Linked DNA regions of Homo sapiens: region 2 is linked to region 1. A link is an interaction called in ENCODE POLR2A ChIA-PET data of the cell type or tissue named here. Cell type or tissue: GM12878. All regions are shown on one strand. Links, peaks and the distances in the headings refer to the core of each region. The heading gives the core; the rest is flanking DNA.

Region 1 (2,908 bases), core at 158-2,657:
CAAAAAATTAGCTGGTGTGGTGGCACGTGCCTGGAATCACAGCTACTTGGGAGGCTGAGGCAGGAGAATCGCTTGAACCCGGGAGGCGGAGGTTGCAGTGAGCCAAGATCGCGCCATTGCACTCCAACTTGGGCAACGAGAGCGAAATTCTGTCTCAAAAAAACCCCAAAGAACAAAAAACGAACCAAACAAAACAAAACAAAAAAAACCTGTGCTTCCCTCGAGTTTCCCATTTCAGGTTATTGTTTACTCATCCTCTTCTAGTCATTTCCCTTTGCCTCAGAATCGTTTACAGAAAAGACAGTCTAAGTTTTAAAGTTCAGCTATGGTAAGAGCCTTGGTTTATTAAAAAATTATCATTTTCCCATGGGTGAAAAGAAAAATAGAGTGAAAATCAAAAGGAGATATTCAAGTCACCTCAGTAAGTCTAATACTTTGTTATGCTGTAAGTTTTAACTTTTTAATCCACTTGGGAAGTATATCTACCAATACATCATTTAAGATCAAGGCAACAACTCATTCTATGTAACAGAACCATTACTTTCCATTGGCTCTACCCTTGTTTTTAGGAGAAGATGTACAGAAGTTACACTTTCTAGTCTAAGACAAAGACAAATTTCCCAGTAGAGCATACACAGACGCTCAACTTCTGTCAAGGAACACTGGCAAACCAACTTCACTTATTTGCCTAAAAATGTGAGTGAGAGCTGTGAATGTAATTTCAGCCCGAAACTTCCCAGAGGGGAGAAGAAACCGGATTAAAGTCTTACCTGTGGTGTGCCCATTTCGCTTTTGTGGTGAAGCTTCTGCCGTTGAGCCTCCAGGTACTCCTGAAATGGCTTCTGCAGAGATGGACCTATGCCGGGGACAGCACTGGAAGCAGGGTACAGTAGCCCAAAGAAAAAGACACATTTGGGAAGAAAAGCAGGAAAAACGTTAAAGAAAATGTACTTACCACCTGGACTCAAAAGGCAGGGATTGGATAGGAAGAGGAATAAAATATAAAAATCAGAGAACTGCTGAAATTCTGTGACCCCTTTTTAGTTAAAAAAAAAAAAAAAAAAAAAGAAAATTTACTCCATCTAACAACCCCTTAAAAACCAAAATCTCTCCCACCAACATGTCTGGGAGAAACCAAGAGCTGTAAATCAGAAACCGCTTCCAGCAAAAGAGTTAGTCCTCAGAGTAAGGTCAGCTCAGCTGATACTGTACTCTGGTATGGCACAAAGAATAAAATGAATGACTTCTCAGAAGTCCCACATTTATCACCACTAGTTCCTGTAAGAACTGGTTTGAACCAATTAATAAGGAAATGACTTATGCTTGTGTCATCCCTAGTTAAAAAAGAAACTGCCCGCCCTCTCTCTGACTTGTCCCCTCTTCTCAGAGGGGGCGGTCTTTCTCAATCTAAGTCCTTATTAGGACAATCTGTGCGTCATCCTTATCCAAAAAGAATGCATTAGCAAACTTGGGAGGCACCTCCCACTAGTCAGAAGTCAGTGATTAACAAAGGAACAAAGAAGGAACTATGAACTTTGAATCCTTTCATGGTTTATGGTAGACAGTTTGCACAGAAACTCCAGTACATTAGTAACAGCTTGTTCTGAGATGATTGGGATAGTGATCTTTGATAAATTTATGTACTCGGAGCTCCTTCTTACCCAGAATACATGGAGGCAGTGCTGTTAAACCGGTTTGGCAACTGTAGCTAACAGGCTCCTGTTTTAGACATGCTTGCAGGCGTTTTTAAAAACGGTAGCTTGGGGCAACTTAGAAAAATCAAACATCTCTATTTTCTGTACCTTTTAGTTTCTTACCTGTTACATAGGGCTAAGGAGGTAAATAAGTTCAAACTCTTTCTTAGAGCCAGCCAAAGAGATTCCGATATGTACTTGCAACACTGCCTAATGCTTGTCCTATTAAGTACACTGACTCAAATTCACTTCACTTCACTTTTTTTTTTTTGAGACAGAGTCTCACTCTGTCCCCCAGGCTGGAGTGCAATGGCCTGATCTCGGCTCACTGCAACCTCTACCTCCAGGGTTCAAGTGATTCTCCTGCCTCAGCCTCCCAAGTAGCTGGGATTACAGGCGCTTGTCACCATGCCTGGCTATTTTTTTTTGTATTTTTAGTAGAGATGGGGTTTCACCATCTTTGCCAGGCTGGTCTTGAACTCCTGACCTCGTGATCCCCCTTCCTCGGCCTCCCAAAGTGCTGGGATTACAGGTGTGAGCCACCGCGACTGGCCTTCACTTCTTTTCTAGAACAATTCCTTGCTGCTTTTTATAACAAAAAGCAGGAATAGAAGAGTTTTTGCTATTATATTTTATCAGATGCTAACATATCCCTAACTTCTGGCTGATTCTTTTCTTTAATCCTTTTTATCTATCAGTCACCAAATACTTAATTGATTCCTTTTGCTGGGAAAAAAGCCAAAAAAAAAAAAAACCAAACTGCCCACAAGGAACTTAAAATCATTTATGGGGATTTGGATTCAAAACATAGGCAGATGCGCACACATGTGTGCGCACACACACACACGAACTGATCTGTGAACAAAATAATTTACAATTCAATATTAAAGTTTTTGGTACAGAAGATATATACCGAAGGAATTGGAGGGAGAAAAGAGAGATCAGTGAGGGGTGAAGTTGTTAAAAAGGTCCTCTAGGCCATGTGTGGTGGCTCACGCTTGTAATCCCAGCACTTTGGGAGGCCAAGATGGGAGGATGGCTTGAGCCCAGGAGTTCAATACCATCCTGGGAAACATGGTGAAACCCTGTCTCTACAAAAAATACAAAAATGAGCTGAGAATGGTGGCATGTGCCTGTAGTCCCTGCTACTCAGGAGGCTACAGTGAGAGCCCAGGAAGCTCAGGGCTGCACTGTACTCCAGCCTCGGTGACAGA
Region 2 (2,908 bases), core at 262-2,761, 410 kb after region 1:
AAAGACTCCAGGGACAGATTTGGGTTAGAAACCTGGCCTCAGGGAAAAGCAAATGAAGCCTGTTCATTCCCCAGAAGAGAAGCAATAGAGAACTGCTCACCGTGATGGGCGCACCTCAGCTTTGCTAATTTATCGTCCTCATGAACCGCACCAGCAAGGGGCCTTCTATGAGGCCGAACTTCCCACTCACCCGAGCCTGTTGGAGACATGACCCAAGGCTTTGGGGGCTTTCTCGCAGCTTCTGCTTAAATGGAGGCAAGGAGGGAGCCAGTCCTTTCACCATGACCTCTAAATGACTCCAGTGCTGAAGGCTGTGGGGCCTTCGATCACTCGAAAACTAGGAGACATATATTTTTAGACACATGCTGTCATCTGGGCAGCCTTAAGTAGATGTTTTCTCTGTCTTTCCTCAGATCTAGTGGGTTTGCAAGAAACCCTCCCAGGGCAGCAGCCTTAGAGGAAGTGCCTGCTAATGCAAGAAGGAGGGCAAGGGGGACAGCAAGCTGGAGCCTGGAGCTGCTCATGCGCTTGGAATCCTCGGCGGGCGCAGGCGGGGATTTACGGACCTGCCTTTTCCCTCATCATTCCGCAGGAAGCTTCTTTAAATGAGCCTCAGCCCAGCAGCTCTCATGGGGCCTGGTGTTTATAGTGGAGACTGAGATAAAAGAACCGTGGAGATGCCAGCCCTGGATATCGACCCCACGGTCCAGGAATCATCAACTGGGCCCGAGGGCAAATTGTGTTCTGTTTTCTCTGTGCGAAATGCCAGAATGCTCCTGCCTCGAAGAGGTTGACTCTGTTGTCAGCTGTGGGAAAAAACAGCCAGAGTTGCTATTTACACCCTGAACTGCAAGCTGGGTAAAAATAGCGCTAGCAGCTTGGTCCAGCTTCAAACCCCACTGCAGAGAGATTATTTTTGGAAGAGAAGATTTTCCTCCCCACCCACAGATCTGAAAATGGTCACCTCCCCGGAAGAAAGGGGGAGAGATGATCCCACGCAAAGGTGAAACCTACCCCCTTCCCACTTTCCCTGCCCAGGACAGCACATCAAGAGACAGACAAGAAATGCCCTCCCCTGACAGCAGGTCAGGCCCAGCACAGCCCTGCAGCTGACCTAGTTCAAGGTACAGTGAGAATTAATTAACTTTGACTAAGTGAGAGGAGGCAGCTTTCTGAACCTGGATGCTGCACCATCCTGTTGCTTGTTATGGCTAAAGGCAGAAAAAATAATTGATCAAAAGAGTACGCAAGACCCCAAAACAATAGCTCAGAGCCTGAGGGTCAGGAAATTACTCTCCAGCCCTCCCACTCCGGATAGGCCGTGATACGGCTGTACAATGATGAACAAATTCCCAAAAGCTTGGTCTGGTCCTGCTTCTGTGTTGAGAACCCCTGGCAGCTGGGGGCTGAAAATTCTTCCCTCAGCTACTTGCTAGAGCTCAGGACCCGGTGTCTGGAGTTCCAGAACCTCCTTCAGGTTCAGGAAGTGATCCACATGACAATCAGTGGAAGAAAAGTCATTCCTTAATAGCATGCCCTTTATTCTGTAAAAAGATATTTTATAGGTACATCTAAGTATGTGGATTATGCTATCTTAGAACTCTAAAAAGATATACACATGTGGATAGTTCTTATCAGGTAAAACTATATTAAGACTATGTGAAAAACAGCAGAGAAAAATACCAGATCCATGGTGTCATGAAATTGTTCTATAATCTGAAAGCACCCAGGCTGCCCAGAGCTGAAACCAAGAGGTGCTTAATAAGTATTTTTAGGGAGGAAGAGAAAACACCTCCCACATCCTACCTCCATCCAAACCTCCTTCTACGGAGATCCAGGAACCAAAATGAATCTTCCAGTTTGAGAAGACATACCTCGGCATCCCCACCCACCTGATAGAAAGGCGAGAGAATGACATAGCGCTCCCCCAACCTCTCAGCACCCCCTACCCAACACACCAGATCTTCACTACCCTGGCCTCAGTGTGAGCTTTGGGGTAGCAACAAAGTCGGGGACACCTGGGTCTAGGTAGAAGTGGCACAGATGGGCATGTGCCAGGGGCACAAGGGCAGCTCATGCCTGGCTTCTCCTCCGGCGGCAGACAGACTGAGGTTTTAGTCTCGTCATTGTCACCTGCTAGCTGTATGACCAACTCACTTCACCTTTTTGAAATCTGTTTTCCTCGCTAAGAGGGCTGATACCACCCACCTGCTGGGGTTGGTGAGAACGAGCTGAAGCAGCACGTGTGAAGGCTGTTTGGTGGCTGCTGCAGAGTGAGGGCTATTGTGCATCCAGGGGCAGTCCTGTTTCTCCGGGGCATATCCTGGGCCAGATTCGGGGATCTGTCTTACTTCCAGCTACCTGACGATGGGGAGTCTACCAGACGGCTAAAGTCTGAACTCTCTGAGAAATGCATGGCATTGACAGAAATTGCTAAAAATGTCCTTTCTCCACAGTGTGAGGCCCTCCTGCACCCTGCCCTTCATTTACCGTGGCCCTTCACCTGAAATGAAAATGGTCACCTCCAAGGAGCCAGAAACAGAATCTCCCTAATTGGGTGTCTCTGCCAATGGGGGTTGTCCGGCCAGCTAAGGGCTGGCTCAGCACAGGCTTCTCAGCTGAGGGAGGTCACGGAAATGGAGTCCCAGTGCCCCTTTCCAAGTCTCATCTACTCATGACATCGGGAGGGAAGAGTTGCTGCTCTGCTGAGTCATAGCTATTTAAGCTATCAGTACTCCGGGCTCGGAGACTCCCCAAGGACCTGGGAAAGACAGCTCAATATCCCTTTGATCAGGACTGCTTCGGGTTTCTATTTCCAAAGTTGAGAAATCCAGATAATGCTGACTCCTGCCCAGGAACGAAGTGAGCTCAGGTCTCTCTCACTGACCTCCTGCTGAGAATTGTAGGC

The links. Peaks named below come from ENCODE experiments on the same cell type or tissue, not always from the same donor. Only the 100,000 strongest peaks of a DNase experiment are listed, where the experiment ranks them.
Region 2: POLR2A ChIA-PET joins it to region 1 with 10 read pairs; 4 of 35 experiments call an interaction of 5 or more read pairs at or near these places.

What each region holds. Positions count from the first base shown.
Region 1 is chr17:59,836,260-59,839,167 of GRCh38, reverse strand. VMP1 (vacuole membrane protein 1) reads right to left here. Exons shown (of 12, transcript NM_030938.5): 11 at 771-873. Among named protein-coding and RNA genes, the nearest start is that of MIR21, 3.6 kb to the left of the region's middle. RefSeq lists enhancers at 319-1,048, 554-1,753, 1-1,917, 1,499-1,958. In GM12878, for the core only: no CTCF peak of the experiment used is centred there; DNase peaks (open chromatin) are centred at 759 and 1,417; H3K4me3 peaks cover 1,833 bases; H3K27ac peaks cover 2,500 bases.
Region 2 is chr17:59,423,357-59,426,264 of GRCh38, reverse strand. No RefSeq gene overlaps it. Among named protein-coding and RNA genes, the nearest start is that of MIR4729, 59 kb to the right of the region's middle. In GM12878, for the core only: no CTCF peak of the experiment used is centred there; no DNase peak of the experiment used is centred there.